2 separate regions of the Homo sapiens genome follow, and region 1 is linked to region 2. Evidence: chromatin contacts called from ENCODE Hi-C or POLR2A ChIA-PET data. All regions are on one chromosome and are shown on one strand. The core of a region is the stretch at or near the end of the contact, and the rest is flanking DNA. Distances in the headings are between cores, read along the strand shown.

Region 1 (5,188 bases), core at 656-3,155, 2.2 Mb before region 2:
TCTTCCCAGTCTCCAGGGCGGATTGCGCTAAGTGCGCCCGGGTCACCAGGCCAAAGGGAAGGGGGCTCCCCGGCGGCCAGGGAAGACCAGGCCAGATTGTCGGTGTCGCCGCCCCTTCCCCCACGGCGGCGATAATGACCCCGGGGACCAGAGGAGAAAAACAACTCCTTTACGCTCCCCATTCCCAGAGTCGCCGGGGCCACCTCCAGACGCACCGGAACCGGGGCCGCATTGACATGTAAATAGGCGAGAGGAGAAACAAAGGGGGGGGCGCCCTGCCCCCACTCGGGGAAGGTAGAGGGGATATGGCTGCAGGAGAGAAACCCCAGCCTTCCCCAGCGCCCCTGTCCGCTCGGTATAGACGTCAAGTAGGAAGGAGCCCAAAGGGAGGGAGAAAATTAAGAGTTTCGGCCCACTCCCCACCCCAGGAAGAGAGGGCCCCAGACCTCCCCAGCCTTACACCGCTGAGGGCGAGAAGGTCCGCCGGGCCTCAGAAGCCACCAGTCTCCCTACCGCCCGGGAGAAGCGCCTCCCCAACGATCCTGGCCCCCCACCACCACCCAGCCGCGCCTCACCGGGTGCCGGCTCTGCGGGAACATCGCTCTGGCGGCGGCCGGGGCTCTGTTCCCCGGCAACTCAATTCTCCGGTCAATTTCCAACTTTAATCCCGCCGAGGAAAATTAAGCCGGAAAGCCAAGCAGAAGCGGGGAGCGCGCTGGCCACGCACGCGCGCTCCGCCGGGCGCACCGGCCACTCGGCGCCCGCAGCTGCTCCGGCTCCCGCTCCCGTCGGTGCGGGCTCCGGCCCTCAGGGCCACATTAGTGGGCGCCCCAGGCCCAGCTGCTTCAAGAACCTGCGCGGAGACGTCGGGCGCTCGGGGACTGTGCGCGGGGGCAGCGCTCCAACCCCCGGCCTCAGCTGCCCGGGCGGGGAGGCGGGGGCGCGGTGACTCCGACCGCACTCCCCTCGGCGATCCGCGTGCGCGGCGCCAGTCCTGGGCAAACAAATCCAGACGGACTGCTTTTCTTTGCTCTTCTCCTGGTCCGCCTCCTCTTCGGGCTTTCCCCGAGGCGGCGGCGGGCGAGGTGCAGGTGGCGCGGCGGCCCCCGCTAACCCCACACAAACCCGACGCTTTCGGGGCGACTCCCGCAAGATTCGGCTGCGCCTTCGGCCGGGTGCTCGCAGGCTCCCGGGACGCAAAGGGGAGCGAGGTTGAAGACGCAGCGGAGGCTCCTGGCCGGGGAGCGACGGATGACGAGGCGGGGAAAGTGCGGAGGGCGCGCCGGGAGGCGGCTCGGCACGCCCCGTGCGACCAGCACTCGGTGTTCTCCGCGGTTGCACAAACCCTCCGGGCCCGACGGGGCTACTCCACCGAGAGCAGTCCCGCAAGTGCCCAATGCTCCTCGAGCCCGGGGAGCATCAGGGCGCCGCGCCTCGGGCGCACTCGCCCTGCACGGCCGGACCGGCCGCTCCGGACCCTTCTTCCGAGCTCCTTCTTCCTCGGTCTTCTTTCTTTCCTTCCTTCACCTTCGTGTGCTTCTCCGCAAAGGGCGCTCCAGCCCACTGCAAAGTTCTCTCACCACCCGAGGGACGACATCCACGAGATGGTGGGGAAAACAGCAGGAGTGCGCTCCGCCAATCGGCCACCCTCCCCGGCGGGCAAACTCTGCGGGCGAGTCCAGAGTAGTCACAGCGGTGGGGCCAGCGGGGGTTTTGGTCGCCGCGGGACGACGGAGGTCCGGGCTGGTGGCGCGGGTCCCGCCCGGCCGTGCGAGGGTGGGGTGGCGCAGTCGGCTGCCTCCGGGACGCGGGGCACAGAGTACCCGCCGCTGTTTCTGCTGCTGCTGCTTCTGCAGCCGCCGCTCCCACCGCCGCCGCCGCCCGCGCCTCTCGCGCCGCTTACATTAACACGCGGTTTCACACTCCGGAGCTAACCAGCGCCGGCCCCGCCCAGCCCCGTTCGGGCGGGGGGCGCGAGCGCGGAGCCGGCGGGGGACGTGAGCCCGGGAGGTTGGGGGGTGGGGGGGGGGCAGAAGGCCCGCATCAGCCAATCGCGTGCGCTGCAACCAACGTGGGGCGCTGACGCGCTCCTCCCCGGAGCGTATGGCAGCGCAGCGCCGGACGGGGCGTTCTCCCTCCCCCCCTCCTCTCGCTTCCATCTCCGCCGTCTCCTCGGTCTCCCTTCCCATCCCGGCCCCTCCTCCGCCAGCCGCGTCCTCCCGGGCTTGGTGAGGAACTGTTCCTGGAGGAGCCGCGGGACGCCAAAACCAGCCAATGGGAAGCGGCGATTCGCGGAGATTGGCACTGATGATGGGAAGGTCGGTGGGAAGGAGAGCGGCGGGGCTGGGCTGTCAATCAAAGTAACGTGGGGCTGGCTAGAGAGCGCGCGGGCGCGCGCTAGCGGGAGGGACTGGCGAGCGTGCAGCCGGGGAAGCTGAGGGCTCGAGTTAGCAAAAATCCTGCCACTTGCTCACTTTTCCCTTTAATGAAAATCCTCAGATCTAAGTGAAAGTAACTCAAAGACTAGCTGCGGAGTTTCTTATTGGAGGCGGAGGGGGGCTTTTGGTAATTCGAGCAAATGTGTTTTTCAGTGCTGGACCCCTTGTTTGATGCTACTCTAAAAGTGAGGCCACATTCAAAAATTTATCTGAGGTTTGTTTTTCCTTGAGCTGCCTTTTTACGGATGTACGAGAGGGAGTGGACTGTGCACTTAGTTGGAAATGCGTAAATGAGCAACGCCACGGTTGGCGTAGGTACACCAGCAAAGACGACTGTGATGTCCTCCCACCCCACCCACCCCCTTTGCACCCAAAGTGGTAGGATTTGATTTTTATTGCAGGATTTCAAGCCACTTTTCAAAAAGATCGTCCTGTCCCGTTTGGCGGGAAGGATTCCCAGGGTGCTGCCAGAACAAGGCACGCGTGTCCGCAGATGAGACGTTTTGCCCGGGGCGCGAAATCCCAGGTCTTCGTCTTAAAAGTCCTGACTTCGCTGTGTTGGGAGAGGTGGGGAGCGGCTGAGGTTTTTAGGAACTTCTCAGCTACAAGACTACGAGTCTGTTTCCAATTCCTGGGAACAAAGAGAGACAATGTAATAAACCAGCACTGAGACCTGAAAAACCTGTCCCGCACACCCCACCCCCACAGTCTGGGTGGTACTCCTGAGCTGAGCTGTGTGAAGAGCTAAATGGGAAGAGTTAGGTAAATGACGTGGCTAAGGTTCTTATGAAGTGGAACTTGAGTTAAAAGGGATTTTGAGATTGTAATAATCAAGACATGCTGTATAATTAATGCTGAGAGTCTTTGGTTTTTGTGTATGTCTCTAAATACACAGCAGAAAACCGTCAGTATTGCCGCATTTATGCTTTTGTTTGAGGAACATTTCCACATGAGCAGTGAATGAATAATGCTGGTTTAGCCAAACGGTGGTAACTTCTTCCATAAGGGCACATCTTGGACAAGTATTTATCTTATGTTGGAAACTAGTTAAGTTTTTGGTATTAATAACCCCCACGTTATTATTTTATTATTTTACCTTCAAGAGACTTACGGGAAGGAGCTTATTTAAACAGACATACATTTTATTTAAAGATGTGCTTTTACAGAGTTCTTTTTCTTGAAATAGTTTTAGAAGTCATTTTAGATAATACATTTCACTGTTGGAGTTGTTTTTAAATATGTATGATATTGATTTGTCTATAATTGCATCACTCCCAAATATCAATTATAAATGAAAAAATAAAAAAGCGATTTTAACCAGTCTGTACGAAGCCATAGTAAATTCTTAAACAAGTTGGGCATTGTAGCTTTGTGGTGTTCTCATTAAGTACAGTTGGGAAGGCGGCTGTATTATTCATTTTGCTAACATGGAGAACAAAAAAGAAGAAAGCACTGCCTCACTTTCCTTGGTTAAATTTGGTGACGATGACAGTTTTGCTCGACATACAGGACTTTTTGGAATCATAGGATCCCAGGGCCTTTAGCAACCTGTTTTCCTTGAAATTATCTAGTGATTGAGCCACATATACCAGTCTGCGGCCAGTTCATCCCATAATCAGCTCCAGGACCGGACAGAAAGTGCTTGGATGCCACAAGTATGCTTGTATACATGCTGTGACAACTGGAGCAACTGATATTCCTCCCCGGCTTACCCAGGCTTTATGTGGTGCCTGTATCTTGAATAACTGGCACACTCCCATTAAGTTTAAACAGAGCCATTAAAATATGCTTTGAGATGGGGCAAAAGTGTTGCTACTTCTCTTCTTTCCCCACCCCGCTGCCCTCAAAATCAGTACTAAGGCATCTTTAAATGTTCTCTAACATAACTACTCACAGACAATGTGTCTGCTCACCATATTTCCCAGTTTGCCATGAGTAAACACTAGAAATTCTCTTTTAACTAGTCTTTCCTTGCCAATAGAGTTTGAAACACCAGGCCTTCTGATTTCCTTATAATGAAGTATCTGTAGTATCTACAGAGCATTATGAATTTAAAATTGGAAGGCCTTTAATTGTGTGCATAAAAATGGTTGGTTTTGGTTTTTGAAGCCTTTTTTTCCCATTTAGAGCATCGTCTGTCAGAGTGGGAGAAGGCTCTGCCCTTTTCAAGGTCATATTTTCTCCACGATTGTCATGCTGTAATAATTATACTACAAAACTCTCATCAAACTGCATTACAAATGACGGCGTTTAAACAGTCAAGTAGCTTTAATCTTATGTTTTAAATAAATAATATATGTGCAGATTGCCTACAGCCTGTTTAAAAGAAAATAGTCCTCCTCATGAAATCTATAATTTTGGTCTTCCATTTAAAGCCTGTTAACCATAATCTTCTTTACCTTTAACATTCATATGTCAATGATGTTTTTATGTGAAATGTATGATGCTCCCACTGGAAATTTTCTCTGAAAAACACAGTACCCTTTTTATGCTCTGCAGAGAAACAGAAAGATTGTCAGCTTGTTCATTTTCTTTTGATGCATATGTGGGTATATTCCCATTCATTTGTTGCTGATTATCAAATTTTCAACTCAGCAATAGCCTAAGTAATTACAAAAGCTAGATGTTATCTAGTACAGATACTAAACAAAATAGGAAAAGTTATAGATGCTGATCGTAGCAACTAGACATCTTTTAAATCTATTACTTTTTTATTTGAAATAATAATTGTAATTTTTTAATTTTTTTTG
Region 2 (5,368 bases), core at 1,409-3,908:
CTACCTAAAATACAAAAATTAGCCAGGCGCAGTGGCTCAAACCTGTAATCCCAGCATTTTGGGAGGCCGAGGTGGGAGGATCACCTGAGGTCAGGAGTTCGAGACCAGCCTGAACAACATGGTGAAACCCCGTCCTTACTAAAAATACAAAAATTAGACGGGCATGGTGGTGGGCGCCTATAATCCCAGCTACTAGGGAAGCTGAGGCAGGAGAATCGCTTGAACCCAGGAGGCAGAGGTTGCAGTGAGCTGAGATCGAACCACTGCACTCCATCCTGGGCGATACACCAAGACTGTCTCAAACAAACAAACAAACAAACAACAACCACAATGAGATACCAATCCACATCCACTAGCACTGCTATAATAAAAAAGACAGATCATAAGTGTTGGCAGGGTATAAAGAAATTAGAACCCTCATACACTATTTGTGGGAAGGTAAAATGGTATAGCCACTTTGGAAAACAGACTGACATTTCTGCAAAAAGTTAAACATACAGTTATCTCTTGACCCAGCAATTCCACTCCATCAAATGATCCAGCAATTCCACTCCCAAGAGAAATGAAAACATTGTGTTCGCATAAAAACTTACATACAAATGTTCAGTTTTGGAAGGATAAAGCTTATACAAAATTTAACAAGTAATCTATGACAATGTTTGAGTGCAGATGATGAAAAGTAATGAATTTGAGGTGAGGTTAGGTTCTTTGGAAAAGCTGCTGAGTCTTGAAGATTACCATTAAGTAACACAGACAACTAGACTGAAATAATATTTTATTAATAACACTAACAACAATGAATTGATAATATTCACTACCCTTGAAAAAAAAAAAACCATGGCCCAGCACGGTGGTTCACATCTGTAATCCCAGCACTTTGGGAGGCCAGGGCGGGTGGATCACTTGAGCCCAGGAGTTCGAGACCAGCCTGGGCAACATGGAGAAACCCTGTCTCTACTAAAAATACAAAAATTAGGCAGGCATGGTGGCGTGCGCCTGTAATCCCAGCTACTCAGAAGGCTGAAGCGAGAGGATCCCTCCTGAAAACAAAACAAAACAAATGTGAGCCACGATGCCCAGCCTCATTTCTTGGGGTTTTTAATGGTAATATCTATAAAGAATTTGGTTATAAAGGCAACTGAAACTTATTCTAAGCATTAAAAAAAATAATAATGGGGCCGGGCACAGTGGTTCACACCTGTAATCCCAGCACTTTGGGAGGCCAAGGCAGGTGGATCGCTTCAGCCCACGAGTTCCAGACCAGCCTGGGCAACATGGTGAAACCCTGTCTCTACTAAAAATACAAGAATGTGCCAGGCTGTGGTGACGCACCTGTAGTCCCAGCTACTTGGGAGGCTGAGATTGGAGGATCGCTTGAGCCCGGGAGGTTGAGGCTGCAGTGTGCCACTGCACTCCAGCCTGAGTAACAGAGCGAGACCCTGTCTCAAAACAAAACAAACAAACAATAGTAATGGTCCACAAACATAGGGCTTGTAAAACATCAATATACAAGAAATAAAGTTTTTACACAATCCATAGCACTTATACTTCAGATTCTGATCAATTATAGTCATCAGAAACATACGTATTATGTTGCCAATAAATGATTTAAAAAAAAGCAAAATCTGATTGGTCGTATTTAAGTATACTCAACGGGTTTTTGAAATCTGAGCAAAGGCAAGAGAAATATTGAATCCCTCATGTCATGTCACTGGTCAGGAATGAGTGTCTCCAAAAACCGTTGCCATCCCGTACCCTTGATTTCCCAGAAAGCAGTGGTTGTCTTAAATGTGTGGTTTGTTAATTATTTTCATAAAAAACTTGCCAGTAGATGGACAGTAAATCGCATACGGAGCTCAGAAAAGGCCCCAAATGCGTAAAGACGACAAAAGAGTAAAGAAGGGCAAACAACAAGGATTTTCAACACTGGAGACTTAAAAGGTGTTACTTAAAAGGTGTTTCAAAGAAAGAATCTGGGCGCTTTGCTCTTTATAGTCACCTGCCTCCGAGGGAGGGAGCTCTCGGGCTTGAATGTGCCCAAGGTTCAACCTCTACGGTAGGAAATGCGCCCAAGTTTCAACCTCTACGGTGGGAAATGCGCCCAAGTTTCAACCTCTACGGTGGGAAATGCGCCCAAGTTTCAACCTCTACGGTGGGAAAAAGACGCCTGCGATAAAACAAAGCGCTCGGTGGTGGTGGCCCTCGCGTCGCACCTCACGCCGTGCAGCGACACGAGACGAACACAGGGTGCGCTCTGAAAGGCCGGGTCCCGCGTTCCGGTCGATCGGTGTTCCCCGGGACCCGCTCCTCAGGGCTGACCCAACTTCCTCCGGAAGGGGCGCTCTGCCTCTAGTCGCTCGCCGGCTCCCAGCCCCGACCCCAGACCCCTCGGACGCCCCCATAGGCCTAGCTGGCGCCCCAACCGCCCACCCTCCGCTACCCACCCGCGGCGGCCCCGACCCCAAGCCGGAGCCTACTAGTCCCAACGGCCGGCTGGGGGCGCGGGAGCGGCGGGCGCGGCGGGCTGGAGGGCGGGCACCGCGAAGGGAGGGCGCCCCACTTCCCCGCACCGCCCGCCAGGCCCGCCGAGCACTGACCGGCTCGGGACAGCCCAGGCCCCTGTCGGCGAGCGCTGGACTCCTCAGCTTCGCTCTGCCACACCGCGCAGCCGCCGTCCGCGTCTTTTGTTGTCGCGAGTTCTCCTGGCAACCGGCGAAGCCCGCCTCCCGCCGCGTCCTCTCCTGGATGCCGCGTCCTGGCCCCGCCCCCATCCTGGCCACGCCTCCAAGCCCGCCGCGCAGGAGTCCTGCGTCCCCAGGAAGTCCGCAAAGGGCCGGCCCCTGGGCTTGCCTGCAAATCCGAGTTGTGTCCCACCAACGCGCTGGGACCGGTCTGTGAGGCCTGAGCGCAAGCATCTTTCTACGGGTTCGTGAAATGAGTGAGAACGATTCCACACCGTGTTTCAATATCTTAGCTACCAATTCAGTTTATTTTTATTTTTATTGAGTAAAACTTGCCTAACATAAACCATCTTAAAACTCACAATTCAGTGGCGTTTAATGCATTCACAGTGTTGTGCAACCATCACCTCTGTATATAGTTCAGAAACATTTTCATAACCCCAAAAGAAAATCCCCAAACCAGTTAGCAGTCATTCCTTCTGGTTCCCCTCTCCCCACAACCCCAGCCAGCCACTAATCTACTTTCTGACTCTGTGATAGCTTTACCTATTCTGGGCATTTCTTTATTGATGGAATCATTCAGTATATGACCTTTTGTGTCTAGCTTCTTTTGCTTAATGTTTTCAAGATGCAGTCATGTTGTAACATCTATCAGGACTTCTTTTCTTTTTTTTCTTTTCTTTTTTTTGAGACCGAGTCGCGCTCTGTCGCCCAAGCTGGAGTGCAGTGGCGTGATCTCGGCTCTCTGCAACCTCCACCTCCCGGGTTCAAGCGATTCTCCTGCCTTAGCCTCCCGAGTAGCTGGGATTACAGGCGCGTGCCACCACGCCCGGCTAATTTTTTGTATTTTTAGTAGAGACGGGGTTTGTTTCACTGTGTTAGCCAGGATGGTCTTGATCTCCTGACCTCGTGATCTGCCCGCCTCGGCCTTCCAAAGTGCTGGGATTACAGGCGTGAGCCACCACGCCCGGCCCTTTAGATGGAGTTTCGCTCTTATTGCCCAGGCTGGAATGCAATGGCGCCATCTAGGCTCAACGCAACCTCCACCTCATGGGTTCAAGCGATTCTCCTGCCTCAGCCTCCGGAGTAGCTGGGATTACAGGCATGAGCCACCCTGCCCGGCCCTATCAGGACTTTTTAGGGCTGAAAAAATTCCATTGTATGGATATAGACATACCACATTTTGTTTATCCATTCTTCAGCTGGTGGTGGACATTTGGGCTGTTTCCATGCTGCTATGGACATTCACATACAATATTTGGATGTCTGTTTTCAGTTCCTTTTTTTTTTTTGAGATGGAGTCTCGCTCTGTTGCCCAGGCTGGAGTGCAGTGGCGCTATCTCAACTCACTGCAAGCTCCGCCTCATGGGTTCAAGCAATTCTCCTGCCTCAGCCTCTGGAGTAGCTGGGATTACAGGCATGTGCCACCACCACGCCTGGCTAAGTTTTCTGTATTTTTAGTAGAGACGGGGTTTCACCATGTTGGTCAGGCTGGGCTCGAACTCCCGACCTCAGGTGATCCGCCCACCTTGGCCTCCCAAAGTGCTGGGATTATAGGCGTGAGCCACCGCGCCGAGCCTGTTTTCAGGTCTTTTAGGTATGGACGTAAGAGTGGAATTGCTGGGTCGTATGGTAATATTTAACTTTACCAATTTAGTTTTAAATGCTTTAATGCCTCCTGTTTTTAGTAGCACAATCTAAGCATCTTCAAAAACCCTTCCTTCTCTCATGAAATATAGGAATGAAGGTGGGGGAAAAAAGCTGACTATTTTATTTATAGTTTTTATTTTTTTTTCTTTTAACTGAATTATTTAAAATTTTAAAAATTCAGTCTGGGCACAGTGGCTCACACCTGTAATCTCAGCACTTTGGGAGGCTGAACTGGGAGGGTCACTTGAGCCCAGGAGTTTGAGACCAGCCTGGGCAACATAATGAGACCCCCCATCCCTACAAAAAATCAAAACTTAGCCAGGTGTGGCTGAGTATGCCTGCAGTTCCAGTTACTCTGGAGGTGGAGGTGAGAGAATGGTTTGAGCCTGGGAGGTCAAGGCTGCAGTGAGCTGTTGTTGCACCATGGCATTGCAGCCTGGGTGACAGAATGAGACTCTACCTCAAAAAAATAATAAATAATACATAATTTTTAAAATTCTAAGATTTCATTTATACACATACCTGTGTATTGAGTCATGATGTCAAGGGAATGTCTGATAGTGGCTCAGTATCAATCAAATGCGAAAGCCAGTGTCCTGGGCTTGCTTTTCAGATTGGGGTGATGGATTATTTCCTAGTCTTCCAAGGTTCCCCTCATGATTGGTGGAGATTGTGGTTGCCCAATTTGACTATAGGGCCAAGTTGCATTTTTAGAACTCTTTGAAAACAAACAAAAACTCACATCATGACTGTGAATTGGTAAGTCAGACTGGTCTGCTGACAAAACTTCAATAATTAATAGTACGTAACAATTTAAGTCTAGGAATACCCAGAAGTCTCAACAGAAGTTCTCAAGAGGCCACACAATTGCAGAGAGGAGGTCAGCAAATGCCCAACAGCATTAGAATGGGGCATTTTCCATTGTCCCCAAATTGATGTCTTGAGTCCAGAGTTAGAGAAAAGGAGTTACTTAAGTTCCCCACACTGTGAAGTGAATGCCAGTCATTGCCAACCCCTCCTCCCTAGGATTTATAGCA

The links. A loop is a pair of places that touch in the nucleus more often than their neighbours do. ChIA-PET counts read pairs that join two places held with the same protein, here RNA polymerase II (POLR2A). Pooled maps may share reads with other maps.
Region 1: a loop to region 2 is called in a map of B cell, with 37 times the contacts of the local background. The contact joins the promoter of TLE1 here to the promoter of KIF27 in region 2. A Hi-C loop is called at or near these places in 4 of 168 maps with a recorded cell type or tissue (B cell, CD8-positive, alpha-beta T cell and naive thymus-derived CD4-positive, alpha-beta T cell) and 8 of 50 pooled maps. POLR2A ChIA-PET finds 5 or more read pairs at or near these places in 1 of 52 experiments (activated T-cell).

The regions. Positions count from the first base shown.
Region 1 is chr9:81,687,642-81,692,829 of GRCh38, forward strand. TLE1 (TLE family member 1, transcriptional corepressor) reads right to left here and starts at 1,906. Exons shown (of 20, transcript NM_005077.5): 1 at 576-1,906. The coding sequence starts at 599. TLE1-DT (TLE1 divergent transcript) reads left to right here and starts at 2,072. Exons shown (of 4, transcript NR_109772.1): 1 at 2,072-2,318. RefSeq lists an enhancer at 1,217-1,931 and silencers at 1,804-2,153, 2,304-2,453.
Region 2 is chr9:83,918,774-83,924,141 of GRCh38, forward strand. KIF27 (kinesin family member 27) reads right to left here and starts at 2,659. Exons shown (of 18, transcript NM_017576.4): 1 at 2,598-2,659. LOC105376335 (serine/arginine repetitive matrix protein 1-like) reads left to right here and starts at 2,128. Exons shown (of 3, transcript XM_011519284.2): 1 at 2,128-2,488; 2 at 2,581-2,925. The coding sequence starts at 2,128. RefSeq lists enhancers at 2,191-2,940, 3,555-4,059 and silencers at 2,262-2,641, 2,672-2,821.